Regions from separate parts of the Mus musculus genome. Here regions 1 and 2 are each linked to region 3. The links are chromatin loops, found by intact Hi-C in ENCODE. Cell type or tissue: left cerebral cortex. All regions are shown on one strand. Links, peaks and the distances in the headings refer to the core of each region. The heading gives the core; the rest is flanking DNA.

What was found. A loop is a pair of places that touch in the nucleus more often than their neighbours do. Peaks named below come from ENCODE experiments on the same cell type or tissue, not always from the same donor. Only the 100,000 strongest peaks of a DNase experiment are listed, where the experiment ranks them.
Region 1: it touches region 3 in a loop (2.3-fold over the local background); 4 of 42 quality-filtered maps call a loop at or near these places.
Region 2: it touches region 3 in a loop (6-fold over the local background); 16 of 42 quality-filtered maps call a loop at or near these places.

What each region holds. Positions count from the first base shown.
Region 1 is chr5:36,865,968-36,874,025 of GRCm38, reverse strand. Ppp2r2c (protein phosphatase 2, regulatory subunit B, gamma) reads right to left here and starts at 5,516. Exons shown (of 9, transcript NM_172994.3): 1 at 5,136-5,516. The coding sequence starts at 5,205. Gm52812 (a long non-coding RNA gene) reads left to right here and starts at 6,173. Exons shown (of 2, transcript XR_003955898.1): 1 at 6,173-6,422; 2 at 7,596-8,058. Ppp2r2cos (protein phosphatase 2, regulatory subunit B, gamma, opposite strand) reads left to right here. Exons shown (of 3, transcript NR_045505.1): 3 at 256-431. In left cerebral cortex, for the core only: no CTCF peak of the experiment used is centred there; DNase peaks (open chromatin) are centred at 4,593, 5,161, 5,558, 6,278 and 3 more places; H3K4me3 peaks cover 4,015 bases; H3K27ac peaks cover 3,631 bases.
Region 2 is chr5:36,832,243-36,840,300 of GRCm38, reverse strand. No RefSeq gene overlaps it. Among named protein-coding and RNA genes, the nearest start is that of Man2b2, 5.6 kb to the right of the region's middle. In left cerebral cortex, for the core only: a CTCF peak has its summit at 4,183 (motif pointing left); a DNase peak (open chromatin) is centred at 4,160; H3K27ac peaks cover 361 bases.
Region 3 is chr5:36,915,360-36,923,417 of GRCm38, reverse strand. It overlaps Ppp2r2c (protein phosphatase 2, regulatory subunit B, gamma), which reads right to left. Exons shown (of 9, transcript NM_172994.3): 2 at 353-450. Among named protein-coding and RNA genes, the nearest start is that of Gm52813, 21 kb to the left of the region's middle. In left cerebral cortex, for the core only: a CTCF peak has its summit at 3,130 (motif pointing right); DNase peaks (open chromatin) are centred at 1,329, 3,148 and 5,030; H3K27ac peaks cover 1,742 bases.

The DNA of each region.
Region 1 (8,058 bases), core at 2,063-7,062, 50 kb after region 3:
GTTCTGTGGCCTTCTCTGCCCCTCTATGGGGGTGATCCAAAGACTGAACAAGCCCATCTGAGGTGATCTTTTGCAAGTGGGCACAGCTGAATGCCACAAGATGGCAGTTGTGTGGCTCAGAGGCTAGTCCTGTACCTCAAAGGATAAGAGGATTACGTCCAGGGAGAAAGAGAGAAAACAGTTCTGACTTTAGAATCAGAGATAATGAATAAGAAGGACACTTGCAGGGCACTGAATCTGCCTTTCCCTCACTAGATGAGAAGGTGGACCTGAGACTTCTCCACACTGACAGCTAATTAGCAACACACGACTGTCGAAGCCATTCTCCCCGAGACAGCCGAGGTCTGCGTGTCAACAGGACGCTCTGAGTTTTCATCTCAACAACTCGTGAGTCAGGCTGACCCAAAGACAATAGAAGAAGTCATGGCACCAGGCTATCTGGAAAAAGCTCTTGGTATAAAGTACCCTGAGTGGGACTGGGGCTGGGGCGGGGTCTGGGGCCTCTACTCCAAAATTAGAAGGATCTCCAGAATTAGCGGCGGGGGGGGGGGGGGGGAATCATCTTCCTAGTTCCTATATTCAGTCACTAGCGTGTTTGGTGTGCAAACATGAGGGTGAGAGTTCAATCTCCAGAAGGTACACAAAAGCCCGCCGTGCACATGCACAGACACATAAGTAACCCCAACGTGGGGTGGGGTGGGGCAGAGATAGGTGGCTCCCTAGTGCTCACTGGCAAGTCAGCCAGCCCTAACAATATGCTATGGGTTCAAGGGAAGCTCCTATTTCCCCCAAAAGAAATAACTATGGGTCTGGAGCAACAGCTCATCAGTTAAGAGTACTTGCAGTTCTTCCAGAGGACCTGGGTTCAATTTCCAGAGCCATGAGAACCATGTGTAACTCCAGTTCCAGAGGATCCAATGCCCTCTTCTTACATCTCTGGGCAACAGGCACACCTTAGGGTAGCAAAAGAGCTGAGACACATGCTGGTACAATAGAGGGAAGTGTCTCTAGGTGGGCAGATCATGCATTCCAAATGGAGGAAAGATGGCATAATGAAGACATGCTAGACCAAAGCAAGCCAGAAAATCAAAAGTGCCGACCCCTGACTCTGCATCTCCACATGCAGTGCCAGAACTTCAGCTCTCTCCAGCTCTGTGGACTGCCACACACTTCTCTCTTGGGCAGCTCTCCTCAGCAGGCATCCCATGGCCCTGGCATCCCCAACATCTTGGGGTTTCCAAGGCAATCTAGGCTTCATATTCACAGCGTCATATAATGGCCTTTCTGGGCCTCCACCCAGTGACAATCCTGATACATGCCTGGCCTCAGTAGCTTTCCTTGGCCACGGAGGGACACCCTACAACCCTTTCCTTATATCCTTGACTCTAAAGCCAGAGCCAGTGGCCGAAGTGCCCACGTTCTGCAGTTTGATGGGGCTGGAACTTGCTCTCCTTCTTCAATCACATCTGCGTCAGCTTTCCTTTGTAGACGGATTCCTTCTGAGCTTAAGCTTTCCTTTAATTCCTTTTCACAGGTTGCAGTCTTGGCTGGGTGGGTCTCGCCCTGAAGTCACCACTCCCTTTTATCCATTTAACATGAGACTTTAATTTTTTATCTCCTGGAGCCCTGGACTCAGCTCCATTACACTTCCTGGTGCTCCTTTCTCTTCTAACTGTACATTTTGTTCCAGCTTTCTCCTTTTCATGATAGATCTGCGTAAGAGTGATTACCAATAACCACACAACGGAGTCAATACTAGGCTGTCTTGCAATTTCCTCTGCTAACACCATGAATAAAAAAAAACAACAACAAAAACAAACAAAAAAAAAACCTACTTCAATTTAGCTTCAGGCAGACTTTTAGGACATGAGCAAAAAGCAGCTACATTCTTTGCCAAAATATCACAAGAATGGTCTCTAAGCCACTTACTAATGGTATTCTTCCACTTTGAAACCTCTTGAGCTGGGTGGGCCCCCACAGTTCAAATTGCCCTCAGCATTGTCTTCCATACTTCCATATTCCAATTAGGCCCTGCTTAAAGTGTTCAACCACTTTTCTAGTGCAAAGTCCCAGAGTCTTCCATTTCCCCCCAAACCACATGGTGAAGCCTGTCACTGCAATACTTGCTCCCTGGTACCAACCTCTTACTGACTTAGTCACTGCTCTATTGCTGTGAGGAGACACCATGACCACGGCAACTCTTATAGAAGAAAGCTCAGTTTCAAAGGCTTGCTTAGTCCAATACTGGGTGGCAGGAAGCATGACAGCAAACATGGCAGCCATGGTGCTGGAGAAATAACTGAGACTTCTACATCCTCATCTGCAGGCAGAGAGATGGAGACTGAGTCTGGCACAGGCTTCTGAAACCCCAGAGCCTACCCCCAGTGACACACTTCCTCCAACAAGGCCACACCTCCTAATCCTTCCAGTCCTCCTATACAGTTCCACTCTGGGTTGCTAAGCATTCAAACAGAGGAGCCTCTGGGGCTGCTCTCATTCAAACCACCACAGTGTGAACAGAACTCGAACTGCTCTGAGGAGATAAGATGTCACTGGACTGGGAATTCAAGAGTCTTTGTAGGAGCTGGTCTTCCGAAATGACAGGGTGTCTTGGAGAGAAGAGAGAGCCAGTGAAATGCCCAGTGCCAAGAAGAAAATGGCTAGCTTAAGGAACAGCAGTAAAAGGCAAAGCTAGAGCGTACGAGTAAGCAAGGAGCCCACCTCCAGGGGGGATGGGAAGACATACACCTCCGTCTCTTGCAAAAAACAAGTATCTAGGACTCAACGGCGATGGTGACATTTACCAAATGCCTCCAGGAAACCCCACCCTGTCTGTGAGCATTTTACACTCTCAGGGGCCATGGTCATCTCAACAATCCTGAGCTAGAGGCCACTGTGAGTTACAGAGAAGCCAAATGGAGCCCAGTGACTCATCTAGGGAGGCTGAGCAAGTCCAAAGCCGTAAGCAGAACCTGAACACAATTCTGTAGACCAGGTGACAAATCTGTGACCTTGAAGTCAGGATGAAAATCTGTCAGGATGCTATAGTATGAAGGGAGGGGAGGAAGGAGCAGGGGCGGGGCGGGGGGCTTCATTTAGGGAGATCAAAATTCCTACCTCCTTCCAGTTAGATTCTTTGGGAGTTTCACTCTATAACGTTACTCTTCTACATCCCTGAATGGTAGGGGTATCTGAGTCATGGGTCCTACACACACTGCTCACTGCCCAGGGCTCATGGTGAGACTTTTCCACCAGGCCCTATGTGAAACGCTAGGGCACAGTAGGTGCTCAACACATTTCAATCACCTCTACAGATCGAAGGTGGCCCTTCCTTGATTTCTCAGAGTTTGTTTACTCCCATTGTACAAATAGGAAAACTGAGGCATATGAAAACAGGCTTTCCCACAGGTCACAGGGCTCGTTGCTATAACACAGGATGAATAGGGCAAGGGACCTCCATCCAACTCGAGCGTTGGAATCCGAAAGTTCAGCGGATGGCAGTAGCGGCCACGGAACCATGAAGGTACGTCCTCCAGCGAACCTTGCTGAGGTGGGTTTATTAAAGAAGAGGAAGTAGGATACCGGATGGGAGCAATACTTTGCGCTGTCCCCGTGTGGTGGGCACCATGCGTTTTGTGATTGGTACACAAAAGCTCTGAGGCCCGCTGGATCGTTCCCAGTGTGCAGATGAGGAAACTGAGGCTTTCCCCAGGAAAGCCAGAGCAACACTAGCCCTGCACACGACTCCCTGCCAAGAAGCCCATCTGCGGACCAGCCACGCAGGCTGCTTTCTCGGTTAGGCAGGCTGTGAGCAGATAATCATCTTCACGAAGCGCGACCCTCCTCCGCATCACCTAGCGGGCGACAAAGGGCTGAGTTCTGCGCCAGGAGCCTCCCAAAGCCCCGTTAGGGCAGCGCCGCCACCCAGTCCGGGCCTGGCAGCCCTGCCCCCTCTCCCCGCACACCCCGCGGCAACGCGTGACTCAGCGGTTCTCCTCGGCGCGCGGAGCCCAGCTCTCAGCATCAGCATCCGCACGCCCGGGTCGCACACCTAGCCTCTGCCTCCGGGGTCCGCGCGCCCGCCGGGAGTCGCCGCGCCCGCCTCATTTCCGGCGGAGCTCGGCACTGGGGAGGCCATGCCCACGCAGGATCCTTGGAGCAGGCACCCACGCGCGCCAGCCCCCGGGACTCAGCGCCAGGGCCCCTCCCACCGGGTCAGCCACCTGCTTAAACCATGGACACCCTCCCAACTAGGCCCACAGCCCCGGGAAAGAGGCGCCTACGCTGCCCGGGAAGCTCACCAGCACCCGTGTGCAGGCGGGCTACTGTGGCTAGGTCTGGTACTCCCTCACTGCAGCCTATTCACTTCTGCGGCCCCTGGCTGAGCTCTGGAGCTGTCCCCACCGTTCCTGTGGCCAGTCAGGGCCTGGGGACTCCGGAAGTTACCGTCACATTAGCAAAGGACACTGATCCTCTGAATCCCACCAGCCTTTGGTGGGGGCTGACGCACAGGGCCAACTTAGGGGGTTTTAAACGCAGAACCTGTTTGAGGTAGGATGCCCCACTTTTCCGGAAAACCATGAAGGTCTGGCCCAGCTCCTGTCTGAGTAGCACTACCTAGGAATAAAACAGTAGCTCCTACGAGCCTCCTTCCCCCTCCCACGCAGGGGAACTGCCTCAGGAGGCCAGGGAGGTGCCAGGGCAGCTGAACCCTAGAGGATCTGGCAATGGAATTTTTCCCTCCTGGGTCCCTCTCCAGGGAGTGGGCAATCTAGAAATTTCTGCGAGCTTTGGCCCCGCTGAAAGGGCAAATGAAGGATTTTTAAGCCTTTCCAGGTCCTGGAGATTTCCACGCCAGATCTGCTGCAGCCTTGGGCTTTGTAAATGATAGTCAGGGCCCGATCCAATGCCACCCGGCGGGGGAAGGACAGATGCGGTCCCGAGGGCAGCACGGAGGAGGGCGCTGGGCAGCGGCCGAAGCCCCCGGGTTCCCTCCCTCCCGGCCCGGGGTCGGGGTGGGGGTGGGGGGGGACACGACACACAGCGCGCGGTCCAAACCTTCGGAGGGCATTCGGTGCGACGGCATCCCCACGCCGCGGCCGGCCGGAGGGGGTCTCAGACAACACGTACGTTACCTTCTGTCACATAGCTGTGGTCCCGCAGGAAGCTGTGGTTAATTTTCCGCGTGTCCGTGTCCTCGCCCATTGAAGGCCGCGCCCGGTGCCCTGGGCATGCCCCGCCGCCGCACACCGATGCAATCCACAGAGGTCGCGCCGGGCGCGCGGGCCATGCCGCCGCAGCCTAGCAGGGTCTCGGGCCGCCGGGGCCCGGGAGGGCGGGCATCGCGGTCGGGTGGTCGGGGATGGGCGGGCGGGCGCCGCGCTCAGGCGAGCGTAAGGCGGGCAGGCGGCGGCCGCAGCGTGGGGCGGGCCGGGGCTCGGGCGCGCATCCCGGCCGCTCCGTTCGCGCTGCGTCCGGGCGCCTGGCGGTGGCGGCGGCGAGGGGACGCGCGCGGCGCTGAGCCGGGCTGCGCCGTGGCGGGGCCGTGTCGCAGGCCCCTCCCTCCGCTGCACGCCTCTCCGCCCCCGGCCGTGCAGCCACCGCGCAGGTGGAGCTGATGAGCCGAGCCCCGCCACAGCGGTCACCTCCGGAACCAGGGACACCTATCTAGAGTTGAGGCCACCTTGGTGGCCAGGTGTTGCAATAAGGGACAAGGCGGTTGGAGGAGAGACTTAGGGGTGTCGGGAGCGCGAGGATATCGCGGCCCTTTATTAAGGAAAAGACGGGGTTTTTCTGACAATTGCGGGGGCAGAGGGAGGGCGCCCCACCCAGAACGCCTTTGGGGACAGAAGGTCAGCACCCCATAAGGCAGAGCTGGATAATTCGTCTGGGGGTGAGTTACCCTCTGTCCTGTCCACGTTTCTATTCAGGCACCTGTATGGGAGCACAGAGGCTGTTTGGCTGTGTTTGCTCCTTAGAGCCTCTCTGCCAAGGAAGGGCTTCCTCCCTGCCTCTCATCTTCCTCCCTTCTAGTTCTCCTTTCTTCCTCTCCCTTTTCCTCTTCCTTCCCTCCCTCACCTTTCAGTACTTCCTTGCTCCCCCTCCCTTTTCTTCCTTTTCAGTACATATCTCCTTGCTTCCTTCTTCTGTTCCTCCCCCTTTTCCTCCCTTCCTCCCATACTCATCCAGGTACTTCCAGCATCCCACATGAGCCAGGCAGAGGGAGGCGGGGCAGCTGCAGCGGGAGCGGGGTGTGCTCACCTCTTTAACCAAGCAGCCACCCCCTTCTACTGACTCCTACCTTGAGGAGTTTGGAGCATGGGCCTTGGGAGTGTTGATCCTCCACCTTCCTGGGTTCTCAGAACGTTCTGCAGCGACAGGAGTGCAGCTTCAGCCTCCTTTGGGAGAGGCTAGGCAATGAGGTAAGCAGGGAGAGTAGCCCAGAATTCAAGGCGTTAGGCACAGCTTGGGGAGAGGGGGTACCGAGGCTGCTCCCACTTCAGAGCTAGCCTTGGGGGCCCCAGGCACCTCCCCAGTACAGTCCAGAGGATGTTGGAAGGGAGAGGGTGGGTTAAAGGGACTCTGGTTTCCTGCTGGAGAATGAGGGCTTCCAGAGCTAGGGCTGATTCCACAGAAAGGCCTACTGAGGACTGCAAGGAGTAGCAAGTAACCCCAGAGTCCTGCAGGGAGTCTGGGGAGGGAGCAGAGGAAGGCTAAACCCCCTGAGATCTGGAGCTTGCCCCAGCCTGGACTTCTCTATCACGGAGCAGGCCACCATTACCTACTTCCCTACCTGGGTTTAGATTCAGGGACAAAACACCCAAACAAGCTCACTCCCCAAGGGAAGGTGAATGGCAACTACATGGTCTCCCCCTGCCCTGGCACGTTCTCCCTTCCTAACACCTGCTCTGCTTACCCACCTCACATCCTTACCCAGCATGCCCCTCTGCAGCCTCTCCTCCTCTTACTATCTGATGAGCAGCACCCTCCCTGTGTCCCATCCCTGGTCTTGAAGGGATACCCACATCCATGCTCTTGTCTGTCTGGCTACCTTTACTTGCCTGAATGCCCTGGACCACACAGAAGACAGCCTGCCGTGACCGAATGCCGCAGTCGTGGCTCTGAGCTGTGCTGAGGATCCCAGATCCCATGGATTGCAAGCTGTCATCAGCCCTTCTGCACCTGCAATATCCTATTTTCCTCAGGGCTCACCAGCACTGGCTCAGTGCTGGGAGAATTTTTGCCCTGGGGGGATTAGGCAACATTCCCATCCTACCCCACAAGGACCCAATGACAAAAAGCTGGAGTCCACCAACGTTCACCCGAGAACCATTGCATGTATTAGGCTTGCTCGTCGAGCAACGAGTGAGGGGTATGGATGACCTTAAAGCAACCACACTGGAAGGTCTGCACCCAGCAGAGATGGTGGAGACCCATTCCTTAGTCCTACCTTACCTATATACTCTAGCCTTTCCCTGAGAAGCCCCCTTCCCTTTAAGCCATACAAAACTGGAGTAGAATTGAATATAGCCAATTGGGAGTGGCAGTTGGATACACGGGGGAGGGTCCTAGAACTCTCCCACCCTTCATTCCAGGAGGAAAGTCATCAGTCAAGCAGCCCTGGAGGGATGATGCTTTGAGAGCGAGCAGGCCAAGCTGGCCTCCTGATGGTGGGCGAGCTTAGCTTGAAGGATGGTCCACTACAACACTCCCTGACTCTCAGTCTGACCGAACACCTGTAGCCCTCAGCACGGAACCCATTGCCTCTCTTTTACTCCTGTGCATGTCCATCGCTGCCCCTGGAAGAAGCATGAGCCCCGCATACTCTCTCCACAGACTTCTGCCTTCCTGCATTTCACCATGAATGCCACTGTGCCCCTACTGGGCAAACATGTCCCCATAGCAGGGCAGACCTTGCTTCAATGGGTCATGATGATGAAGAGACAGCTGACACTAAGCTAGAGATGTGCCTGCCAAGGTCCATCTGAGCCTCCATCTCCACATTTAAGAGTAACCTCCATTCCACATCCCCTTGAGCTCCAGCCTCCACATGGCCCA
Region 2 (8,058 bases), core at 2,063-7,062, 84 kb after region 3:
AGGGACACCTCTAGAAGGAAGTGACAAAGTGTTATGGGTAGCATTCAGTCAGGCTGGAGGGGGCCTGCACTGTTGATCTGCAAAGACCCTGCACTCGGGGGCGGAGTGGATGTGACCTTAACTGAACAACTTGGCATGGCTCGGGGCGTGACGTGGCTCCTCTGGTAGGTTTTCTCAGGCATAACCTGAGATCCACAGCAGAACTCATCCCTGATTGCTGGCTATGAGTAAAGTCAGTGCTGCTAGGGAAGTCACAGGGGTGCCTCTAAGGTGTGAGAAACAAAGTGGATTGTGCCAAGAAACCTGGCTGGGGCCACTCTAAGCTAACACGTATTAACCTGCTGCCTGTTATGGAGGAGTGGGTACTTGTGACTATGTCTTTATATTGGAAAACAGTGAACGGGTTGAACTACGTCTCTCACATCTGCAGGGTGGAGCCTGTTTTGCTCTGGGCCTTTCCGGCATGTGAGAGCAATCCTCAGCACACTCTGGTCTGCATCTGCAGCACAGCTGTCTAGCGCTGTGGTCGAGCGGCCCTTCTCTGTGACTCTTTATCTAAGGTCTCTGGCCCTGGCTTACTTTCACGACCTCATCTTTACTAATCACACCTTCAGTGACTCACTTCAAAACAAGTTCAAAGCCCTGAGGCCTGGGGATTCAGGACTATGACAATGCACCTTTAGAGGACACAATCTGTAGTATATCAGTACTGGGGACATTGCTCTGGCAGGTAACCCTTTAACTCCCTAGTGTGTTGCCAGTTACCTCCTGGTCCCAGCACCCCCCCCCCACACACACACACCATCCAGAGCTCTGTCCTCAAGAACCCAGGACCTGGGAGTGTCTCTTGACTCTGTGGTCTGTGAAGAGGATAATTACAAGGATGTCTTGTCAGAAAGCAGAGCACATCACAAATCCCTATTGAGTCTCTTCTAGCCCTCAGCATCCCTTCCAAGTGGAGACAGATACCCCACTTGTAGATGAGCTGACTGCATCTCAGAGTCAGGCTTCTATCCCTGCCAGGGATGGGACCCAGCCCAGTTTGGCTCCCAGCCCAGCCTACCATCCATCTGTCTGTCTCTTCAGGTGTGAGTAACACCCCAGACCTCAGCTCTAAGAAATCGCACTGCCAGGCGCATGCTGTCTGTCCTAGTTTTCTTTCTGTTGCTATGACAAGACACTGTGGAGGAAGAAAAAAGCCCAGCTTGGATAGGAGAGGGCTTGTTTGACTTACAGGTCATAGTTCATCACCAAAGGATGCCAGGGCAGAAATTCATGGCAGGAGTTTGAACCAACACCATGGAGGAATGCTGTTCACTGGCTCTCTGCCTCTGTATTGGCCAGATATTTATCCTATACAGCATAATACCATCTACCTAAAGATGGATCCCCTGACTCGGGCTAGACTCTCCCCACATCAATTAGCAAGAAAATCTCCCACCAACCAAAATGATAGAAGCAATATCTCACTTGAGACTCTCCCCACATGGGCCTTCAGGGCCAACTTGCACCATGGCAAACATGGCAATCAAAGAATATAGATGGTAAAGCATCAGGCACATTGCCTTCTGTAGTGGTCCCCCGTCTCTAGAGAGGTTGTTGACAAGTCATTTAAGAAAGCTCTATCAAGGCATTTGGCAGACCTGCCCAGAGTCTTGTTATTAAAGAAAACTGACTCTCCCTCTCCCAGAAACAATCAAATAAACGCCAATGACTCCTCAGCCAGTGGTGGGATTTCATGCTCACCTTCCTAGCAATACTCCACACTGGGACTTCCATCTGGCTTGAGCTTGCTCAACATTAGATGCATAGGGAGGGGAAGGCAGAGAGGGTGGCTATGGGAGGAGTTGGGGGAGGCAAACATGGTTAAAATTAATTGTATAAATTCTCAAAGAATTACTAAAAGTATGGTTTAAAAAATCACTGCCCAGAGCTAATGAAATGGCTCGGTGGGTAAAGTGCTTGTCACTAAGCCCGATGGCCTGAGTTTGATTCCTGGCACTCACATGGTGGAAGGAGAGAACAGACTGCAGCAAGTTGTCTTCTGACCTCCACCTGCATATTGGGGTGTGTGCATGAACACACACAGACACACACACGCAGACACACACACACACACAAAACTATGTAAATACAATTAAGAAAAATAACAGTAGAGCCTTATTACAATGAACTCCAATGTCCAAAAACTGTTCTTATTTTGTGTTTGTACCATAGTAAGAGCCAAGATTTTAAGCTCTACTAAAAACAAAACAAACAAAAAGACTTTATCTATTTATGTTCATTAAAAACCTAATAGTGATATATTATCTCAAAATATCATACAGTTAATATATTTTGAGTTATTTAAAATTTATATTGAGAAAAATGTATGTATTTTCAGTATTGCTGTAGACAAGCATCTACATAAGACAGTTCAATTGATTGTTTTATATCAAACAACTTTTATAATGCTCATTTTTATTGTTGTAATATTTTATAAATTTTAAAGAATATGATAAAAACAAAAGGTATGGCAGGTATTTAAAGGGGATCTCTGGGAGGAGTTGGGGAACAAAAGGGAAAGAAGAATGTGATGTAAGTCTATTTACTCAATATATGTTTTTAAATGTTAACAAATTCAGATAAATTGAAATCATGTATCTTTTTTCACCATAATGCAATAAAATTTAAATTAAAACAATTACTGCACAGTAGCTGGAGAGATGGTTCAGTTGTTAAGAGCACTGGCTGTTCTCATAGAGGAGCTGGGTTCCATTCCCAGCACCCGCAAGGTAACTCACAATTATCTGCAATTCCAGTTCCAGGGGACCTGACACCCTCACACAGACACATCAGCAGGCAAAAAGCCAGTATAAAGTAAAAATTAACCCATTTTTAAAAAGAAAAATCACTGTCCCAAACCTTCACAAAGTCAGGCAGGATTCTTTAACCTGGGCCTATCTTTTTATGAGAGCAGAGAGCAAGCATTCGTAAGAGAGGCTGTGGGGAGGACGGGGGCCCTGAATCTCTTCCCAGGTGAATGCTCACTCGATGATTCCAGACCAGGCTCTGCACCTCATGCTCCTGGTTTCTCTGGTGGAAACTGAACTTTCTATTGTGGGCCAGCCAGGGCTGCTGCAACAGTTAACTCAATCTTGAGAGCCCAAGTTTCTTCTACTGCAGCAGAACACAACGATTCCTGGCGTGTTTCCATCTGGAGATCACCATATCCAATAAGGTAAAGAAGTCAAATCCAAGTGACTGGACACACAGCCACTGCTGACCACTGCAGAACACAATAGTTAGAGGTTGTCTCAGAAGACTAAAGGGGTAGAGACTGGAGTCTCAGCAGCACAGATTCAGCTGGTGGCTAAAAAATTAGGTCCCTGTGGAAGATGATAGCTGCTGTTGCTGACTTAGCATCAGGTAAGTTCACAGGCCACAGTAGTCAGAGCTGTGCAGCCCCACCTTTGCAAATCCTGCTAGGCCTATCCATGCAGAAGCAGAGATCAAGAGAGTGGTCCTACTTCACTTACAGTCAGTGGGAGGTCAGAGGTGACAGGATTAGCAGGCATCACCTCTCCTGATGTCACACACATGAGAGAATATCCCTGAAAGACTCTTAACACAAAGGACATGCTCAGTACACACCAGCCATGGTCACAGGACCATAAATGACTGAACAGAGTGATTACCCCATGCTACACCCCCTCAGTGAGGGTCACAAGAATGGCTTAAAAGTGGTTATCTTGGAGCTGGAGAGATGGCTCAGAGGTTAAGAGCACAAGCTGATCTTCTGGAAGACCAGTTGCCCAGCATCCGAATGCACATACTTGCATACAGACCCACACACATAATGAAAAACAAAAAAGTAAGGGGGCCCACCTTACAGATTATAAAATCAAGACTCAGAGTAATACTGTAACTAGTCTAGAGCTACAGAGCTGGTGAATGCAGGTTCCAGCCAAAACTCCCAAGGTGCCTGTCACTAAGCATTTCAGTGTCCCTTCATACCTCTGTAGTTCAAAAGTCGGAGATGCTTGATAATGTAAGATTGTATATCTATTGTGCTTAAGCATGTGTTTTCAAAGGGAGAGAAAAGGATGAAGGCCTCAAGTGCTGATGGATTTCTAAGGCTCTCCACGAGTGGCCAAGATTTCAGCACCAAGAACAGCGACTGTCTAGGTCGCAGCGCCCTCTGGTGGCATGCAGAGAACAGGCTGTTACATGGACTGTTCAAAATTGAAGAACAAGCTAAAAGTAGAAAAGGGAAAGAGAGGGATGGTGGAGAAAGAGAAACAGACAATGGTGCTAGGAACAAGCATAAAGACGTCTAAAGGCACCCAAATGCTCAAGTTCATCAGAGATCTTTGTGGAGAGGCTCTTGTGCAAACCAAACTTGCGTTTACAAATTGGACAAAGCCTTATCCCCGTTGTCCCCACCAGAGGACCAATGAGGACCTCCTCATTGGTTCTCTATGATGGCCAGCTTTAATTGTTGACTCAGCACAACTTATAATCATCTGGAAAGAGTCCCAGGGAGGAATCATCTGCATGGAATCACTCTGCAGAGATTGTCTTAATTAAATTAATTGAGATGGAAGACCCACTATGGGTGGCACCATTCCCTAGGCAAGGGGTCTTGAGATGTATAAGAGTAGAAAAATGGAGCAGAGCACAAGCAAGCAAGCCAGCCAGCAAGCATGCATGAATGCATGCATTCACTCTCCACCCTTAACTGTGAGCCCCTGTTGCTTGGCTAAACCCATTTTCTTTAAGTGGCTTTGTGTCTAATATCTTTATCACAGCAACAGAAGCAAAACTATGAAATCCTTCAAGTACATGGATCACTATGGTGACCCTGAAATGCTTTCTTTGCCTGTCCCATCTCCCTCCTCCCTATTTCTCCTCAGGTCCCTAAGAGTCAGCAAGCCTCTCTAAAACTGTGGCTCTTTGTACATAGCTACAACACTGCTGCCCCTCTAATAAGCAAAAATAGCTCCTTGCTCTCTCCACCTCTAGTGGATGAGCCAGCAAATTATGGGTGTTCACAAGGAACAGTTTGGGAAACTTACCTCATCTATATAAAGTATTCTTGCCATAAGACCAAGGCTGGGCCTCAATGTAATAAAACTCCTAGCAGACTCAGTATTACAAAATGCAGAGAAGACTAATGGGCATGCTCATGACACCACAGGAAGGATCTGTCCAGAAGGCAGGGGTCTCTGTGTCTGCAGTAGGGGTTCACTCCATGTACCAAAGGTTTGTCTTTCTAACCAGTGGTGGAGAAACATCTCACATCCACAGAAAGAAATACAAAATCACTTGCATCTCTCTCATCTCACAAAGAAAGTTGTACAAAGGAGATCATAAGCGTAAATGTAAACTCTCTGGAAGGGTGCCAAGTAGAATCATAGTAGAAACTAGTGGGATGGCAGGTGTGGTCACATGAATTCTAAGGGGACAACAGGAGGCCCTGTGTGCCCTCCAGCTAACTGGGACTAGAATGTGTGGCCTTCAGCCTTGAGGCTGCTGTGCATTCTCACCAAGGATGTGCCACATAGCAGGACCTGGACCAGAGGTGTTTGACCCACCCCGACAGCTGTAACTTGCACATCTCACAAGATAAGATCCTAGGCAGATGCTGGGAGAAACACACTATGGTAGCACTGCAAACCTGCGTGCTTTGAAAAGGTGACAAAGTAGGCTCCCGTCGTGCAAAAACTCCTTACCTGATAGTTCTGGGTGTCAGAAATCAGAAATTAGTGGACTTGTTAATCCCAAAGAGGAGAGGAAAAAGACCACCAACCCAAGTCATCACGGCCAAATTAATTCAAGCAAGCAACTAACTAAAGCAAGCTTTTTAAAAAATTAGATATTTTCTTTATTTACATTTCAAATGCTATCCCGAAAATTACCTATACCCTCCCCCCACCCTGCTCCCCTACCCACTCACTCCTACTTCTTGGCCCTGGCAGTTCCCCTGTACTGGGGCATATAAAGTTTGCAAGACTAAGGGGCCTCTCTTCCCAATGATGACCGACTAGGCCATCCTCTGCTCCATATAAAGCAAGCTTTTTTATTTGTGTACATGGGCTGCCTCACCCTAAGGTGAGGTTGAGAGGTCAGCACTGGATGTGAGGAAGACGGGGCTTTTATAGCTCAGGAGTAGGAGGTTTCTAAATACAGGATTTGGTGGGCACAATAGGTGGGGTTGTGAGAGCAGAACACATGCATTGCCAGCCAATTCCTTCTGAGACAAAGACATGGTTGCAAGGTGGACGTAGCATGGTAGTCATGCTCATATCAAGGTAGTCATAGGTGGTCACATAACATTTTGAAACAAAGGTTTGCAAGATGATTATAAATAACTTTTTGAAATGAAGGCATGATTAGCATTCCTGTAACAGGCAGTACAGAATCATTTGTAGTTAAGGTTACAGGTAGGGCATAGCCCAATCCTAAAGAAACGGTGGTTTATTCATAAACAGGAAGGAGCCTAGTTTGTCTTTACTATAAGATGGCTTTTAAGCCTAAGATGGAGGCAGGCTGGCTCTTTGCAGTCCCAGATCCCAGAGTGGTATGTGTAGGTCATTCCCATTGGGGTCTTGTGCAGCTGGGTCTCCCCACCTTCCAGACCCTCAAGGCTGTCACTCACCATGGCCTTGGCTCCTTCTCAGCCTCCTGAAGCCAGCAATGACCTGTTTAACTTTGGAGACTCTTCCTTCCTCTCTTACTCATACCAGGTACGTCACTGTTGCTGGAATAAAGTGACATGACAAAAAGCAACTTGAAAAAGAAAGTGTTTGATTGGCTCATGGTTCCAGAGAGGAGAGTGTCCATCATAGCTGGGGAGGTTTGGCAACAGGAGCATGACGATGGCCTGGCATCAAACAGAGCGGCCGCATTTCATCCACACTCATGAAGCACACATACACTCACACACTCACACACACATAAACACACACTCACAGACACACACAAACACACATTCAGAGAGGGGGAAGAGAGAGAGAGAGAGAGAGAGAAAGAGAGAGAGAGAGAGAGAGAGAGAGAGAGAGAGAGAATAGGAAGCGGGTCAGGTTATAAACCTCACAGTCCTCCCTGGATAATGTACTTCCCCCGGCAAGGCTGGCTTCCCCTCCTGAAGGTTCCGTAACCTTCCCAAACAGCACCAATGGCAATGGGTACCACATATTCCAATACATGAGCTGTTTGGTGCCGTTTCTCTTTGAAACTGCAGCAGACACTCATCAGCATCCCATGAGACTGGATTTTGTTGTCCTTCCTTGAAATGGGGGCTCCTGGAAGTGAAAACTATTAGGAAAAGTTTCACCTCAGGATCCCAAGACCATGTTCTCAGAACCAAGGAGATGTGTTTGCCTCAGAGAGACAGAGGGCACAGAATAGAAAAACACAAGAGATAGAGGAGGGGGGAGGAGGGGAAGGGAACAAGGGAAAGGGGGCCAGGTATTTGTCCCAGAGGACAAAGGACTGCCTCTGGATAGAGAGGAGACAGATGTGACACATAGGAAAATGGCCATTTATAGAGGTACAAGGGGAAACCCTGTGTTAGGATGAAGTGTTTAATTTTAATTGTGCATGTTAATTAGGTGAGCCAAAGGGGGCTTTTGATTGCTGGACTTCAATACTTAGATAGCTAGACCTTGGTAGTCAGCCTCTGGAGGAGGAAGTGGCCAAATAAGGGAATAGACCTTGAGGGCTAGCTTTAGGAGTGTAATCTAATGGTTTCTAGCAAGACAGAGGGAATGGGGAGAACGACAAGGACTACCAGAGTCATGCTCACCACCATGCTCAAGACCAGGTCTTGAGTCCCTTCAAGATTTATCCCCTGATGTCACATGAGTAGCAGAGAAAAGAGACAATCTCAGGTCCAGCAGTTAATTCCTCGGGTACCTAGGCCTCCATATTTGTTGAGCTATCCCTGAAGTCAGAATTCACCACCTGCTTCAGTTCGGGGATATTCTCACCTCCAGAGCAGACGTCAGTGCTCTGGGGAAGCAGTGAAGCATGTTGGTGCTCCCAGAGATGAGTAACGAGGAACTGAGCTCAGAT
Region 3 (8,058 bases), core at 1,253-6,252:
AGAGCTTGTTGGTTTGTCTGGGACAGCACGTGTCAGTGAATAATCCGCTCATTTCTTTTGAATGGGGGGCTCAGCACACAGCTATGAGAGCTATCCCAGTCCACTCACCAGGCCCACCCCCAAATCCCTTGCCCTCCGGCCCCAGGGACCTTGTGACAGAAGGCAGTCAGTAACAGAATTCTAACTGGGCACCTAGGCAAGGTGGGCCAGAAGTCCTGCTCAGAGTATGGCCTGCATCCTGTTGGGGGCCACATCTCCCTCACCCCTCCTCCCCGTCTCCCCACCCCACCTCTGCCTCTAGCCATCTGCCCATCCTCTTCCTGCCCTCCCTCGAGATCCTCCACACACATACCTCTGGTTCCCGCTGGAAGATAACCACCCGGCCACCCTTGTCACCTGTGGCGAGCAGTTCCCCAGTGTGGTTGAACTCGACAGTGGAGATGACGTCAGCTTGAGGAAGCAAGACAGAAGGCATCGGTTAGCCGGCTGTATCATCACACAGTGATATCCGTACATTGCTAGGCTCTGCAGACCCCACACCCTGGGGGCCCCTGGAGCAGGAGTACAGAGCATGCTGAGGGTCCCTACTCTCCTGCAGGAATGTGTGACTCTTCCCTACACCCTGTCCCTCACACAACAACAGGCAAGCTTGATCTCCTTGCTCCAAAGGTCACTGGTACAAACCTGACACTTAGGCTGAGCTCCAGTCCCCAGGGACAAACTGGGGACAGGGTGGGGTCATGCTGAGGGCCTGAGGCCTGTTGGGCATCAGGGGAGGGAGGCACCATTCCACAGGGCTGGATGCCATCAGGGCCTTCCACAGGTCAAGATGTTGCAGCTTTGGAAGGGAGGCAAGGGAAGACAATTGTCCATGGGGACAGTAGGGACCAAGGGTCAAGACACAGTGGCTTGTAGTCTCTAATGTTCCCCTTTGGGGGAAACTAAGGACTGGGCATAAAGCCAGGGAAGCCAGTGTACTGGGACAGATGAAGAGTGGGTTCAAAGCTGGGGACCACAACAGCTAGCAGACTGTCTGCAAACTGGGGACAGAAGGTTGGTGGCATTGCAAGCCACCTGAATGTGCCTTGTCTTCCCTTCTTGAATCAGGCCCTATGTCCACTCCTTATACCTATGGCAGGAAATTAAAAACCAGCCACTCCCTTGCCAGGACAGTGCCTGGTAGTGGTTGGTGTGAACTCCCAGCTCCCTCTTAGAGTCTCACCTCCAGACAGGCCTCTGGGATTTCTCCCAAGCCATACTCTAGATGGCTGAGCTCAACTTACCACCTAGAGGCTTTGCTCATGGGGTTGACTCCCCAGTCACTGGAGTGTCTGACTCATTTGTGTGGGCAGGTGTCTGGAGAGAGCCCACAGGGCTAGACCCAGCCTACAGTCTCAGTATCTGGGAATGAAGGCCACCCCCAATCTCCTCAGGTTCTGTGAGCCACAGTGAAGACTGGTCTGAACATTTCAGGTGGCCAGCCACAGGGCCAGGCCACACATGGGAAGGACGGCACTGGGCCTGGCAGGAGAGCTTCTCCTTCTAGACAAGGCCAGCGCTCACCAGCCCTAAACCTGAGGCTGTCCTATCACAGGATTTATCGGAATTCCAAAATGATTTTTATCTTAAATTTAAACATATTCCTAATATTGAAAACGTGGAAGTAGTCCTGCCAAAGCATATTTCCAATACATTCTGAAGCACAGAAAGTTCTAGAGCATCAACCCATGTGCCCAAGCAGCAACTGTCAGCAGGGCAGGGCAGGGCAGGGCAGGGCAGGGCAGGGTCTACCCCTGTGAATGGGATTCCTGGTGCTTCTTCACCTTTCTGACCTGGGCTCTGTCAGTACCAAAACCTTTGACCCCGACTATGATAAGGGGAGCATCTGTCAAACAGGCCATCGAGGTACCAGTCCTCCATGGGCCCAGTAGATCACTAGCAGGCCTCTCTGACTATACTGACTATATTCAACTCTTTAGATAGTCACCAGAGACCGTGTTCTCTCTCCTCATGCCTCAACCGCCAGCAGTCTCCACACCTGATTTCCTTCTCTGGGTATTAGCAATAGCAGATAGCCTTTCCCTATCCCAACAACCATTCCTCGGCTCAACCTCCATGACACTCAAGCCCAGTGCTAACACTGTCCTTCGAAGGAAGGCCTGAGCCCCCTCCTAAACGCTCATCTGCATCACTGTGCCCCACAGGCTGCAGGAAGTCAATATGGAGAGTCCAGCAACACTACGGCTAACACCATGACACGTCACTTCCTGCCCAGGGCTTCTGAACAGCTTTGTACTTCACATTCAGAGCAGTCTGTAACTGTGCACACCAGGGCCCCAGACCTTCCCTGCCCCTGCCCCTGCTCCCTTCCCTGGAACTCACACGCCCCGGACTTGGATGGTAAACCTCTCTGGGCAGGGTCCTGGGATTTGCTTGGGCCTATGGGACAACAGCTGGCAAGCTTCAAGCAGGACCAACAAGGGACGAATACACTCAGCTCTACCCTGTCGCCTCTGCTTTTGCCAGCAAACAGACCTGCCCAGGCTAGTCCACCAGTCTTCACAGAGGCAAGGGCCACAGAGCCACTAGCCAAGCCTAGCCTGCAGCAGGCCACCAGTCAACAAGCCCAAACAGACCCTTTGCAGATGTGTAACAAACTATCTGCCAGTGATGGATACCTGCCAGGCTACCCTGCTATCACTCCATGCCTGACCCATTGTCTTCTCATCCCAGCTGATCAATGTCAACATCCAGCCTGGACCTTGGGCCTGGGTGCTCTCCCCTGACATCAGTACAACATAGTCTGGAGACTTTCTTCCCATCTTGGACATGGGCAGTCTGCTCGGTGAACTAGTGTGGCCGCCTTGTTGAACCTTTTACCAGCATCTTCGCCCGTTCCATGGCAGCCTGTTCCCCTTCTCGTGGCCTGGGCTGTATGCTGTGTTCCTTATCTGTATCTGGTAGCTATATATGTACTTCAAAGCCACACTGGTGCCTGTGTCTGGTGTAGTATGTGCATCTACTCAACACAAACCTTTTATTTATCAAATACTTTTCTTGAGGAGTTCTGGGTTTAAGACCCAGGCTATTACAGGCCAGCATTGAGCTGTAACCCCAGCTCCAACACATGCCCTCCAGAGGGAGCCCCTGACCCACACTGGGCCTCTGAGCTGTAATAAATGCCAGCTGTGGTAGCAAGAAATCAGGACATAGATACAGGATGATAAAGGGACATACCGTATCCTTTATGCTTAAATAGAGAGGACCAGACAAGTGCCTGCTATACACAAGCTAAGTTGTCCTGGCTACTGAGCCCATCCCATCATGTGGTCCAGGGATGTCTGAGCGCTCAGGGCTGACCTCAAACCTATAGTACAGGGCTTCCAGATGAAACACTGGCTCTTGCAGTTTCACTTTAAAACTCCCTAAGGGGAGTGGGAAGCAGAATATAAAATTGTATATAAAATGTCTTAATTATATAGACCAGTGATCACAGCCTTGTTAAATAAGCAAACAGGCTGAGGTGGGGGGTTGGAATTTTGTTCACATAAAAGCTGTTAACAATGCTTTATGCAGGATGGATGAAATAAATTTCCCCTTCTCCTTTTGTAGGAAATTTCTGTGATGCAGCAACATGATTTTAATAACTTTATTAGGATGTAATCAATACATCAAAAGCAGCATATTTAATGTAGACAATGTGATGAGTTTGGGTGTATACATGACACTCGTTATTTTTATGATGGGAAAAATAATGCAATTAAATTAAAATGCCAACATAACCTCACTATCCAGAGCAATTGAGGTCCACTGAGGCTGGGCGGTTACCACAGTAACAGACACTAATGTCTGTGGGCAATTTACAATTTGTATGTCATTTTCATGTCCACTGCTTCCTTGGAGTCACAAAAGACCCCTGGGGGGAGAGATGACTTCCAGTTGGTGGCGGGAGGACACCCCACAGTGCTCCCTCCACAGACAAAGGGAGGAGTTCTCCTTGGACCAGTTAGAAGTTTGGGTTAGGATCTCGGCTCAGGCCACTCAGCTGTGTGGCATCACAACTATTCTGAGCCCTGGCTCCTCACTCATCTGTGGCAAGTCTATGATGTGTGGTCTTTCTGGGGACAGAGGATGGAGAGGCAACTGGAGTGGAAGAACCAGGAAAGTAGAGCCAACCAGGGTAAAACAAATCTGCTAGGTAGAGAGTCATAGCCTTCAGCTATGCCTAAGCACAGTGGCACTCGAAAGTATAGATCGTGGGTCTGACTCGGCCCCTCTAGACCTGTTCTGGAAACCAGTGCAGAGCTATCTCCACCCTCAAGACCCTTCTACCCAGGCCAGGGCCCTGCCAAGCTCTCCAATCAAGGGCTACATGGAGGTCACATCTACTGTCTTTATGGCATAGGTCGTAGGGGTTGTGAGGCAGAGCTACCTTAGAGAGCCAGGAGTCACCATCCACCAATGTCAACCCAAGTCATTGGGCAGCCAGCCCCTCTGCAGAAAAAAGTCACCTCTTCTAGTAGAATTGAGACACCTCCTGCCCCAGTAACCCCTCCTTCAGGAAGTGCTTCCGGCATGCCTGCCTTACCCCAAACCAGCAAAATTATCTTTCCTCTAGCCATGGGCTCAGGGCCAATGTGTGCTCCTTATAAGGCTAAGCTCTTCTTCCCTGGTGGTCTATGTCCACATTGCCTCTAGTCTTCACCATCAAGCGCAGCAGGGTCTGCCATCAAGCCCAGCTACTTGTCCTGGGAGACCCTGCTCATCTAGCCCAGGAACCCTTATGGGAGTGGAGTTCCCATGGTGACAACAGCAGGATCTAAACCCATGACTAAATAATGAAAGCAAAACCAAACTCTCTGTGTCTCTGGAGGAGAATGAAACACCAGGAAGCCTGTGGGTCAGAAAAAGCAGAAAAGCTCAATCCAGGCGAGCCTCCTCACTCAAGACTTAGCCTCAGCGGGAGGGGTGGTGGGAGGGGCGCCTGTGCAGTGTGGGCGGCTGCAGACACCTGGAATGGCACTAGCCCTAGGCTCTTCTGCAGAGTTGGAAGGCATGCAGGGGACGTGAGCAGAGACAATGGACAAGGGCCACTGGCTACCACCCTGAGCCAGCCCAGTGTGTGTGCCTGCCTACCTGTGAACACCTGGGAAGTGAGAGGTGTTACCTCTGGTAGCCATGCAATGACAAGCTGTTGCACACCGCAGGCAAAGATGAGCAAAGACGGTTGGATTGCATGCCCTAAAAAGAGGACAAAGGCTTGGACCTCTGCCCCGTGAGCAGGAGATTGCTCTACAGTAGGGTTTTCGTAGGTGGTCAAGATAAAGATGTCAAGCTGCAGGCACGCACGCACACACACACACACACACACACACACACACACACACACACATGGGAAAAGGACCACAAGATGAGAAGCAGCAAGCAGACCCCAGTCTACCAGCCACACCAGAGCTAGGAGGGGGTCAGGCTATATCTACCCTGGGGCCTATAGAGGAAGCACCAGGTCCGCCCAGCTGACACCTTAAAGAGGTCGGGGCAAGAATCGTGGGGTTAGAAAAGGAAAATGCTGGAGTAGGGGCCCTCAGGTTGCTCCAAAAGGTGTTTCCTAGGCACGAGAGGCCCAGGCCTGCCCCCAGAAGATCTGGGGTCTGAGTCAGCCGGGGCTCAGGATTGCAGAGAGGCAGTCCAGGGCCATCGTGTGTGTGTGGTGGCTACACAGATGACAAGGGAACATGACAGAGAGAACCAGAGGCAGCACACAGCAGGGAAACTCATAGGCCACTACTGGCCGCTGGACACATAGCTGTGCCTCGCAAGCAAGTACTCTATTAGTCAGATCTGTGGGGATCCTGTAGACCACCGGGAAAGGAATCCATAACAGAAGGAGGCATCTGTGTCCCCATCCCAGAATGGCCAGAGCAGGCAAAGTGCCTGCAGCTAGGGAGCAGTCATCCTCCATCCCATGTTCCCTAACCTGGACTCTTCCCCACTGGGCCCCTCCCTCATGGTGGAGCACTGACATCAGGAGAGGTTTAGAAGCACGTTTAGAGTCTTGCTCTGAGTTCAACATCTCCTAGGCTAGAGCATGACATGGCTAATTCAAAGCTCACCCTTTCAAAGTGTGCCTAGCCCTCTAGGGGTTCCATGTGCTGGGAAGCCAACAGTGCCTTCTAACCCATAGTTCTATCCCCCCAGGAAAGAAGTTCCAGACCCTGGGAGCATCCTAGTCTGTCTTCCCCAGCCCAGCAGCCACAGATCCACATCTTTCCCATCTGTCCCTATGGGATCTGGCCACTATCACTCTACATAAATAGCATCTCACGATGTGTAAGGTCTGTGAGGGCCATGCACACTGCACTCATTGGCACCCAGTTGCCTTGCAGAGCTGCTGAAATACCCACCCCATGCCACCAAGATGGCTTTAAGACCCTTGGTCTTCAAGCCCCAGAATAGAAGCCCAGAGTGCACCTCTAAAAGTTCCCATATCTTGACCAGGGCTGGGGCTGCTGAGGGAGCCAGTTCACAGCCAGAAGACCCAACCCCTCGCTCCCCGCCCCATGGCATGTCTGCTGGCCAGACTGAAGCAACAGCAGATGGGCCTGGAAGGCAGACGGGCAGCTGTGGATTTGCCTGTGGTCAGCACCATGTGGTTGAGCCCAGGCCAGGCTGGACGGTGCTCAAAGAAGGAAGACACCCAGCTCTCTCTCTAGCCTGATGGCCAGCTGGCCTGGGACCAGTCTCTGGCCTCCAGACACATCAGGCTGAAGGAGATGGAGAGAGGACCCCCACTCTCTGCCTGCTTCTCTGAACTTCAGGCTCCAGAAGGGCTCCCATGGAACCCAGCTTCTCTACTAATGAAGGTTCTAGAGTCTGTCCAGATCTGGTAGGCCCGATAGGGCCTGGAATCTGTAGAGGGACAACTCTCCCCTGTGGGCTGAGATTTGAGGGGTCCTAGCAGGTTCCTTGGCAAGTTACAGTCTCTGATACTCAGCTTCCCGGGCTCGTAAATGGTTATAATACACGCAAGGATTAAACGAGACGGCAGAGGCAGGATAGCGCAGCCAGAAACCATTGTCAAAGTACATCGTTGTCATCGTCATCACTGCACTGGCTAGTTTTATGTCAGCTTGACACATGTTAGAGTTACCCAAAAGGAGACAGTCTCAATTGAGAAAATGCCTCCATAAGATCTTAATTACTGATTGATAGAGGAGGGCCCAGCCCATTGGGGGTGGAGTCACCCCTAGGCTGGTGGTCCTGGGTTTTATAAGAAAGTAAGCTGAGCAAGCCATGGGGACCAAGCCATGGGCAGCACTCCTCCATGGGCTCTGCATCAGCTCCTGCCTCCAGGTTCCAGTCCTGCTTGAGTTCCTGACCTGACTTCCTTCAGTGATGGACTACGATGTGGAAATTTAAGCTAAATAAGCCCTTTCCTCCCCAACTTGCTTTCTGGTCAAGGTGTTTCATCACAGCAATAGTAACCCTAAGACAATCACATCATTATCATCATCATCACCACCACCACCATCATTCCAGGTATAAACCCAACCACCTGGCCACCATGATAAAGACACATGAATAACAGGCATACAGAGAGCGATGATGTAAGATGCGGTGTTCTGCTAAGGACCTGGGTTTGAGTCTAACTTGGCCCTGTTGTATGGTTTCTTCAGAGTGTCAGTTACTCCATTTATAAAGTGGTGACAATGGTTATCCAGAATGAGGACACTACCCTCCACTGTGTGAGAGGAGGGGCAAGCTGCCTGACATTGATTTGGACTGACAGCTCAGATATCGGATGCTGGCTGGCTGGGGCTAGCTGGGGCTGGCTGGGGCTGGCTGGGGCTGGCTGGGGCTGGCTGGGGCTGGCTGGGGCTGGCTGGCTGGGGCTGGCTGGCTGAGGCTGGCTGGGGCTGGCTGGGGCTGGCTGGCTGGGGCCGGCTTCAGGCCTCCCAGCACCTGGGGTCCCAGGGGCCTGTACTCCCTCTCAGGCTGCAGCTGTTGGGCAGGAAATGGGAACCATGACAGGCTGGTACCATCAGGTCTCATCCCATC